2 separate regions of the Homo sapiens genome follow, and region 1 is linked to region 2. Evidence: read pairs that join two places in POLR2A ChIA-PET (ENCODE). Cell type or tissue: HCT116. All regions are shown on one strand.

Region 1 (5,000 bases), 200 kb after region 2:
TCAGGGCTTGATGCAGATGGAAGAGGAGCTCTTCAGCCCAGCTTGGAAAAACAAGAGTAAACCTGCCCCCCATAAACATCTGTTCCCCTCAGGTTGGCCCTGAGGGTCTTTCTGTCTGCCTAGGACAGATGGTTTGGGAGTCAGGCATCCAATAAGTTAGCTTTACTTCTTGTTTGGAGACCACCTCCTGCCTCAAGTTAAGTGAAAACAAGAAGGACAGACGAGGTTTACCAATTCCTCACTCATATCCTCGGGACAGGAACCAGGATGGCGTGCCATGGGGCCCCACCCTTGCTTGGGTGCTGAGTAAATGCAGCATGAAGCATGGAGGCAGGAGGTGCTCAACAGCCCCCTCTCCCACGCTGCAGCGGCTGCAGACATGGCTCTGGGTGCTGCTTTGCAATGTGATTATTTCTAAAGATGTGACATAAATACTAACATGGAGTCCCTGGAGCTGCAGAGTCGCTGCTTGGCAGCTTAATTTGGACATTCAATCAAAACTGTCTGTCGGCAGCTCTGCACAACCCAAGCAGCATAGGGCCAGAAGCCCCGCAATCTGCTCAGTGAGAACGTTAAGTGATGGGTTTAATTTTCAGAAGCTTGGGACAAAAGCCTTCCCAGCTCTGAGGAAGGCGGGTTTACTTCCCTTCTCTAGAGAAACAGTGCATATTTTCTCATATCTTCAATAGGCTCCCTGCTTTGATAGAAGAGCCCTGTCTACATTAACTACATCACTGAATCATGGAATTCAAGGATTTTTAAAAACTGAGAGGCACATTCTCAGACCATGATCCTCAGACAGTCAGGGAAAAGGGCTACCATTTGAAGACAAGTTTCCTGTTTCTCCTACTGTTGTTCAGGGATGAAGGGAGAAGAAAACATCTGTTAGAAGGGGTCCCAGCAGATGAATGCTTCCTCCTTTCATTGTCAAACATCCTCAGTCACACAGAAGCACTAAAAGAGAGTGCTGGATACATTTATCCTAAACGGATATATGATTACATGGATGGATGAGTTGGCTGAGTGGATGGATGGATGGGTTAGACAGATGAATGAATGTATGGATGAATGTATGAACTGGATGGATGGATGGATGGATGGATGGATGGAGAGATGAATGCATGTGTGGATGGATGGATGGATTAGATGGATGAATGTATGGATTGGATGGATGGATGGATGGATGGATGGATGGATGGAGAGATGAATGCATGGGTGGATGGATGGATGGGTTAGGTGGGTCAATGAGTAAAGTAATGGGTCTTAACTAGCTGGAAGGAAACTGGCATCCTTTCCATTTTCTTATTATCATAATTTTACCAAACTATCCATATCTCAAGGCATCTACTGAATCTGCCCCATCCCACATCCCTCCATTCTTCACCACCGTAGACACACAGACACACACACACGTGCATGTGCATCTTCAAAATACTTCCAAATGGCACAGCCCAAGCACAAGCTAACCAGTACTGATGCTGTGCTCAGTACTGGAACAGGGTCCTAGAGGCCCCCTGATATGCCCAGGTGCTAAGTTTACTTGCCAGGCTATGGGGAGGTCCAAGGAGGATCCCAGGGGAGCAGCTGGGACTGTGGGAAGAGCTGCCTCAGGAGAGAGCTGCAGCTATTTTCCAGCAGGCACAGAAGCACTGCTGGAGTGTTCTGGAAGAATGTCTGACTACACTGAGATGCAAATACAAATCCGATGACCATCTATAAAAGGGTACACAGATGAGATAGACAGAGTTCCGGCACAGCCCCCACCCTATGCCTCTGCCTGTTATTCTAAACTCTGCCCAGACAGAGGCAAATATTCCAGTGACCCTGGCCATCAGCAGATGCTATACTCCGGCTCCCTGAGAGCAAGCCCTATGCTGTTTCCTTCTGTGACTCAAACAGTGAGTTAAAGGCACACTTGTAGCAAGGTAATACGTTGAGGTTTGAAGTGCCTGTTTCTCCCACTTTGCACTTCATTGAATTCTGTCACTTGTACCCTGAGGCTCCTCCCCCCAGACCATGCAGCTAGACGTGAGTCATCCACTGCCTTAGGGAGAAAGTTGTCAAGGTATTAGTGAGGAACAAAGCCAGTGAATTCTGACTTCTCAGTTCTGAAAGCTTCTGTCTCGTCTTTCTCCCTATCAGGCCCCAAAAGCTGAGCTCCAGGATGACAGAGAGAATGGATGAAGAAGCAGATAAGGCCCCCTTTTTGCTCCATGATTCACCCCTCTGATCTCCATACTCTGAATTAGCCCCACCTTTCACCTCTTTTAACCAGAAAAGCCAAAAGCACTCCTGTACATCTGCCAACAACTGCCAATCCTGGAAAGAGGCTGAGTCCAAATCCCAATTGGGCTTAACTGGGGCATATAAATAAGGCTTTTCACATGCTCCAAACAACTCCCCTTTCCCTCACACCATGACTGAGAAGTCCTGTTTCAGAGAGTGGTTCTCAAAGGGTGTGGCCCAGACTAGCAGCGTCAGCATCACCTGGGAACTCATTAGAAATGCATGATCTCCTAATGTTATTCCTCCCACCTAATGTAAATGACGAGTTAGTGGGTGCAGCACACCAACATGGCACATGTATACATAGGTAACAAACCTGCACATTGTGCACACGTACCCTAGAACTTAAAGTATAATAACAAACAAAAAAAAAGAAATGCATGATCTCAGGCCCTGCTCAGACCTGCTGAATTGAGGATGGAACCCAGCAACCTGTATTTTAACACACTTTCCAGATGACTCTGATGTGACACTCATGTATGAAAACCACTGCTTTTGACCAGTGTTGTTGAAGCCAGCCTCACCAGGGTAGGAAGAATTCTGGACAGAAATATAGTTACAATTCAGCATTAATCAGGCTAACTTTGACCCACTTCCTTGCAACTAAAAGTCAGGTAACACTGGATACTGACCATTTGCAACCTCGTTGTTCCTACAGATAGGATTTCTGACATTAGAATCATAGGCTTTTGTTTAAGAGTTGCTTAAACAGATCCTGAATTCCAGCAGAATAGCTGATGCCAACCAGTTTAAAGACCCCAAACAGAGGAACTGAATCAGCAAGAGAACACAGCTTCTTTATCTCCCTGTCCCATGACTCCATCCTGCTCTTTTCCACCAATCAACAATCTCCACACTTCAGCCCACTGCAAAACCCTTAAAAATCCTAGCCCCAGACTCCTCTGGGAGATGGATTTGAGGTTTCCTCCTGTCTCTTCCCTACAATTAAACCTGTTTCTCTGCTGCAACTCAGTGGCTTAGTGTATTGACTTGCTGCATGCATTGGGCAGTGAACCTATTACAGTTACACTGTCCAATAGAACTTTCTAAAATAATGGAAGTGTTTGATGTCCAGTATAGTAACCACTAGCCACATGAGGCCACTGAATACCTGAAATGTGGCTATTGTGTTGGAAAAATTGAGTTTTGCATTTTATTTAATTTTCTTTAATTAAATTTTTTTTTTTTTTTTTTGAGATAGGGTCTTGTTCTGTCACCCAGGCTAGAGTGCGTGGTGCAATCATGACTCACTGTAGTCTCAACCTCTTGGGCTCATGTGAGCCTTCTGCCTCAGCCTCCCGAGTAGCTGGGACTATAGGCATATCCCACCACATTTGGCTAACTTTATTTTTTGTAGAGGCAAGTTTTTGCTATGTTGCTCAGATTGGTCTCAAACTCCTGGCCTCAAGCAATCCTTCCACCTTGGCCTCCCAAAGTTTTGGGATTACAGGTGTGAGCCACCAGGCCAAGCTCGTTAATTTAAATTTAAACAGCCCCACGTGGCTAGTGGCTGCCATATTGCACAAAGCAGCTTAGACCGTTGCATCAGCCTCCTTACAGATTTCCCTCCCCTCCTCGTCTCCTTTCAGGTCACCCTATAAGCTTCAGACAAATTAATCTTCCCAGAACGCAGATCTTATCATGTCATTCCTACTCTCAGAACATCCTCACTGACTCACTGTTGCCTACTGATTTTAAATACATGTTCTTTTTGTTCTTTTTTAGTAAGCCAAAATGTTTTATTCCAAAATATGATAGAAAATAGATTAAATAATAATAGTTGACGGTGAATGAGCTCTTACTATATGAGCCAAGCACTATTCTAAGGACTGCACATGAATTATCTCATTGAATCCTTACAAGAACCTTATGATGTGAGTGTTACTGTTTTCCCCATTTTACTGATGTGGAACCTGACAGCTGAGGGGGTTGAGTGACTTGTCCAAGGTATACAGAGAGCTGATAACAGTAGAGCGGGATTTGAACCCTCTCTGTCTTCCTCCCAAGGCTGCACTCTTAGGCACGACATCACAGTGCCTCGGAAGATCCATCTGGGTCAGATTATTTTTCCCTCTTAGGGTGCCCCTTATGAAATCCATAACCATGGTCACACATTCTATGGCAGTAGCTTCGAGGTGTGTCTTAAACACATCACTTGCTCTTCTTTTTTTTTTTTTGAGATGGAGTCTTGCTCTGTCACCCAGACTGAAGTGCAGTGGCATGATCTCGGCTCACTGCAAGCTCCACCTCCTGAGTTCATGCCATTCTCCTGCCTCAGCCTCCCCAGCAGCTGGTACTACAGGCGCCCGCCACCAACCACGCCCGGCTAATATTTTTGTATCGGGGTTTCACCATGTTAGCCAGGATGGTCTCGATCTCCTGACCTCGTGATCCGCCTGCCTCGGCCTCCCAAAGTGTTGGGATTACAGGCGTGAGCCACCACGCCCGGCCATCACTTGCTCTTCTATAGAGAACAAGCAAAAGCTATCATCAGCTGTCTTGGACTCCTTCTGGAAAAGATCAACATATTTACCCCCAAAATAGCATCTTTCCATCTCAGAAGGAATACTGGACACATTTTAGGTAAAGTCAGCACATCGTTTATCGAGGTGTTAAAAACATGGCTTAGGGGCTAGGGGATGAATATTGAACTTTAGACTGAGACATTTAAAAAACCGGCCAGGCGCAATGGCTCACACCTGTAATCCCAGCAA
Region 2 (5,000 bases):
CCAGCCATTACTGTATGTTTTGGCTTCTGTCCTAGGCTCTCTTTATGCTCCATCTAGCCTCCAGACCTTGGTATTTGCTGTTCCCTTTTCCCGGGACAACAACCCATCCCTTCATCTCTCTAACTTTTGCTCATCTTTCAGCTCTTAAGAGGTAATTTTCCTTTTGGAAGATTTTTCTCCATTCAAGGAGTCAGCTTGGTAGATAAGAAGGAAAGCCATGGAGTTATATCATTTGAGTTCAAATCCTGTCTCAGATAATAGCTCCATGTGTGACCTTGGGCCAGTTACTTAACCTCTCTGTGCCTAAGGTTTTTAATCTGTGAAATGGAGATATGAAGGGTTGTTAAAAAGGGTCAGATGTAATCGTGTAAGTTATTTAGCATAGAAGCTGGCACATAAACTCTCAAACAGTGTTAGATTTTATTTATTTATTTATTTATTATTATTTTTAGACAGAGTCTCCCTCTGTCGCCAGGCTGGAGTGCAGTGGTGCAATCTCGGCTCACTGCAACCTCCACCTCCCAGGTTCAAGCAATTCTCCTGCCTCAGCCTCCCAAGTAGCTGGGACTACAGGCATGTGCCACCACACCCAGCTAATTTTTGTATTTTCAGTAGAGATGGGATTTCACCATGTTGGCCAGGATGGTCTCAATCTCTTGACCTTGTAATCCACCTGTCTTAGCCTCCCAGAATGCAGGGATTACGGGTGTGAGTCACTGTGCCCTGCCCAGTGTTAGATATTATTATTATTTTACTTGTTATGCATGGATGTTCCCCCAAGGCTCTGTCTTTGGTCCTATTTTCTTATTTTTTACAGTCTTATTGGAAGCTCTTATTCACATTCAAGATTCTGCCTTTTACCACTGATGATTTCCAAATGTGCATTTCCCAGATCATACCTCCTTCCACATCATACTACCTTCCATACTCCAAGGGTCTTCTCTCTCTAAAGTTATTGCAATAGCCCACTGGCTTATCTCCTGCTCCCTTCTTACGTCTCAAAAATCTGTTTCTACCTGGGACCTGACCACAGTTTAAAGTCATCAGTTAGCTAGGTGCTGTGGCTCATGTCTGTAATCCCAGCACTTTGGGAGTCCAAGGCAGAAGGATCACTTGAGCCAAGGAGTTGGAGACCAGCCTGGGCAACATAGTAAGATCTCCATCTCTATTTTATAAAAAGTAAACAACAACAAACAAATACCATACATACATCAATTTAGATCCTATTGCTCTTCTGCTTAAAACTCTTTCATGGCTTCCCTTTACTTTTTTTTTTTTTTTTTTGAGATGGAGTCTTGCTCTGTCACCCAGACTGGAGTGCAGTGGTGCAATCTCTGCTCACTGTAACCTCCGCATCCTGGGTTCAAGCGATTCTCCTGCCTCAGCCTCCTGAGTAGAGTAGCTGGGACTACAGGCATGTGCCACTACACCTGGCCAATTTTTGTATTTTTGGTAGAGACGGGGTTTCACCATTTCGGCCAGCCTGGTCTCGAACTCCTGACCTCAAGTGATCCGCGCACCTCGGCCTCCCAAAGTGCTGGGATCACGGGTGTAAGCCACCGCACTCAGCTCCCTTTACCTTTTGATCAGGATTCTCAACCTCGGTACTCCTGACATTAGGGACTGGGTAATGCTGTGTTGTAGGGGCTGTCCTGCGCATTGCAAGGGGTTTAGCGGCGTCCCTGATATCACCTGCTAGATCTGGTTGTGCTTCCCTGATCCCCCAACCAAAAGTGTCTCAGACATTACCAAATGTTCCTGTCGAGAGCTACTGCCTTAGTATAAACTCCAGATGCCGAATGATAATCCTCAAGGTCATTCCTAGGTCATATGCTGGTCCTGCTAGGCTGGAGTCAGTTCCACCCAAACCACATGGACTGAGGACAGGGTGACATGGCAACCCCTCCTTTGACCAGAAAAAGGAGGAATGGATGTGAGGTTGGCCAAACAACAAACAAAAACATTCGTGGCCACATAATCCAGCCTCCCTTCAAGTGCCCATTTCTCCATTTCCAAGAACCAAGCCCTGGCACTGGCCAAGATAAATGTTTGTTCAGTGATTGCCCACTAGACCCTTCCATTTCCCAAATTCTCCATCCTCACCCACAGTGTCTTTAATTATAGGTTAGAAGGTGGAAAATTTATACATTTAAATTCCAATCCACCAAAAACTTGGTCAAAAATCTCAGTTTTTTTGCACTTTGCTTCATCTCACATATGAAGAATATCACCACAGATCTCAACTTTTTGTGGAGTGGTGGCTAAGCTTTGTCAGTTTTCATGAACAAAGACACAAGATGCTATGAATCCTCCAGGCTCTGTCCAACTTTATATCAGCAGGGTTGCATTTTAATCAAAGACACCTTTTTCAGTGCCTGCTGAAATCTCATGTTGCCTCTTCCATCCCAGTGATGGTGGAACAATGACTTAGCTTAGCTGCAACTAAAGAGAAGTCAAAAAGATACCAGAACCCACCAAGGGACTGTTTCATTTCCCACTGGAGAAGAAAAGACAGAACTAGAAGGAAATCTTCTGATGAAAGTATGGAAATAGCTCTTTTAGTTTCTCTCCTCAACTATATGAAGTTAGTCAACAGAATTAAAATACAGCTGTAGCAGAGGCTCTCAAATTTTTTGGTCTTAGGACTCCTTTACACTTTTGCAAATTATTGAACTTTTGTTTATGTGGGTTGTATCTATTTAATATTTCCTATATCAGAAATTAAAACCCCCCTAAAATAGTGAAATAGTTATTTTAAAATTCATTTGAAAATAATGATAAATTCAATTGCATGTTAACATAAATATTTGTATAAAAATAACTATATTTTCCAGAACAAAAAATAGTGAGAAGAATTGTTTTTACGCTTTTGAAAATCTCTTTAATGTCTGGCTCAAGAGAAGAGAGATAGATTCTTATATCTGCTTTTGCATTTGATCTGTTGCCCACTGTTGTTAGACTTGAAGTTTATGAAGAAAACCTAGCCTCACACAAGTTTGACAAATAGAGCAGTATTTGAATAGCTTTTGAAATAACTGTGAATATTCTTTGATACTACACCAAAACTCGACAAGTGGTAGTTCCTTAAAGGCTAGTTGCAATGTGGAATCTGAAACCATATTAACTTTTCATGCTCTACTACATGAAAATCCATTTTTCTAATCCTGCACGTTGAATGGGTCTTTTAGCCAGGCATAACTTTGTAACATCATTCATTGGTCATTCGGAAAGTATTGTTTCACTGAGTTATGCAGGTCTTCTAAATTTGGCACATTTCATTACACAGTGTAAAAACAAATCACATTGGCTCACAGGGACACAAGTTTTCCAAAATCATAATTATCACTTGAAACCTTGAATTTTTATCCTTGGCAACAAATACTGTCAGTTGCTTTCTTTGAAGTGACAGGCTCACTTAGCTCATTTTTGAGAAAATGTCTGCCAAATACCCAAGCCTGAATAACCATAATTTACCTGTCATTCTTTCAAGTAAATATGGTGTTTCATGGAAAAAAGCAGCTAGTTCAGCTCGCAACTCAGTCGCATAAGTGCCTTTGCTTGAGACCACTAGCATACTCTGGCTGAGGTACTCAATGCATAGTTCTCATTTGGTTACTCAGACTGTATAAATCTAGCACTCAAGGTCTGAGATTTAATAAAATTGATGCCTCTTTATGGCTTCATCAGGGACATTTTTAAGTGAGGCTAGCATTTTCTTCCCCTGCAAGTGAGTGGTGATGAATACAATGAGTACTGAGCCACAGCCTTCCTTTGTGGTCAGGCTCCAACAGTTTTACCTACCATTGTTTTTGCCTCATAAGTGCAAATTTTAACACATTGAAAAAAGCAAATCATATCTTTTTTTTTTTGGAGATGGAGTCTTGCTGTATTGCCCAGGCTGGTCTCAAACTCCTGGGCTCAAGCAATCCTCTCACTTCAGCTTCCTGAGTAGCTGGGATTATAGATGTGCACCACGTTGCCCAGCCATATCTTATTATTATTCTGAAATAGTTTCAACCTTGCCAATCCCTTAAAAGGATCTTAGGAAGTCCCCCTCTTATCCTAGGAATTAATAGACCACCCTTTGAGGATGTTGAGCTATAACATCAGGATTGAGGACAGCGGTTTTCCGATTTAAAATACCTAAGTTTGTATTCTACCTCTACCACTTACTGTCTCGAGAATTTGGGACAATTACTTCTCTGAGTTCCATTTACTCATTGATAAAACGAGTCTAACGTCCCACGAGGCTCTTGGGAGGACAAAGTGAGATGATGTATGTGAGCACTCAGTAGGCGCTTGCTGTTGTTAACTTAAGTGCTAATGGCTCCCCGATGTAGCTCATCTCGGGGATATTCTAGAACATCTATTCCTTAAGGTTTTGACTACCTTCATCAACCAGTATGAAGTCAGGCCCAAGATTTGTCATCATATGCCATAAATCTTGTTCCATGGTAGGGGCTCCATCAACTGCATCACTGGCTTTGCCTCAGTCTTCCCTAAGGCTCCTAAAGATTCTGGGGGACTAACAGAGCAGTGGTAACCATGACCTGAGTGATTCCCTGCTGTTGGTGGAGCAATGCAGATGAGTAGATTCTGTCCAATCTATTTATCCCAGGAAAATGGTAATAACCAACACCAAATTAGTACTTACATGTGCCAGGCACTGTTCTAAGAGTTGAACAAATATTAAGTACCCATAACAACCCTATGAGTAGGTATAATGACAATCCCCCCTTTTTATAGGTGAGGAAACAGACACAGAGAGGTTAAGTAATGTGTCAGAGTTGCACAGCCATATGTGGCTGATCTCAGATTTGAGCCCAAGCAATCTGGTAGTAGAGGTTGAGTTTTTTTTTTTTGTTTTTTTTTTTTTTGAGATGGAGTCTCGCACTGTCGCCCAGGCTGGAGTGCAATGGTGTGATCTCAGCTCACTGCAACCTCCGCCTCCGAGGTTCAAGCGATTCTCTTGCCTCAGCCTTCAGAGTAGCTGGGACTAC

Evidence for each region. Peaks named below come from ENCODE experiments on the same cell type or tissue, not always from the same donor. Only the 100,000 strongest peaks of a DNase experiment are listed, where the experiment ranks them.
Region 1: POLR2A ChIA-PET joins it to region 2 with 6 read pairs; 2 of 35 experiments call an interaction of 5 or more read pairs at or near these places.

The regions. Positions count from the first base shown.
Region 1 is chr16:24,073,598-24,078,597 of GRCh38, reverse strand. All of the region lies in intron 5 of PRKCB (protein kinase C beta), which reads right to left. Among named protein-coding and RNA genes, the nearest start is that of MIR1273H, 130 kb to the left of the region's middle. RefSeq lists enhancers at 1,458-2,270, 2,271-3,083. In HCT116, no CTCF peak of the experiment used is centred here; a DNase peak (open chromatin) is centred at 2,017; H3K27me3 peaks cover 2,482 bases.
Region 2 is chr16:24,274,064-24,279,063 of GRCh38, reverse strand. All of the region lies in intron 1 of CACNG3 (calcium voltage-gated channel auxiliary subunit gamma 3), which reads right to left. Among named protein-coding and RNA genes, the nearest start is that of CACNG3, 20 kb to the right of the region's middle. In HCT116, no CTCF peak of the experiment used is centred here; no DNase peak of the experiment used is centred here; H3K27me3 peaks cover 931 bases.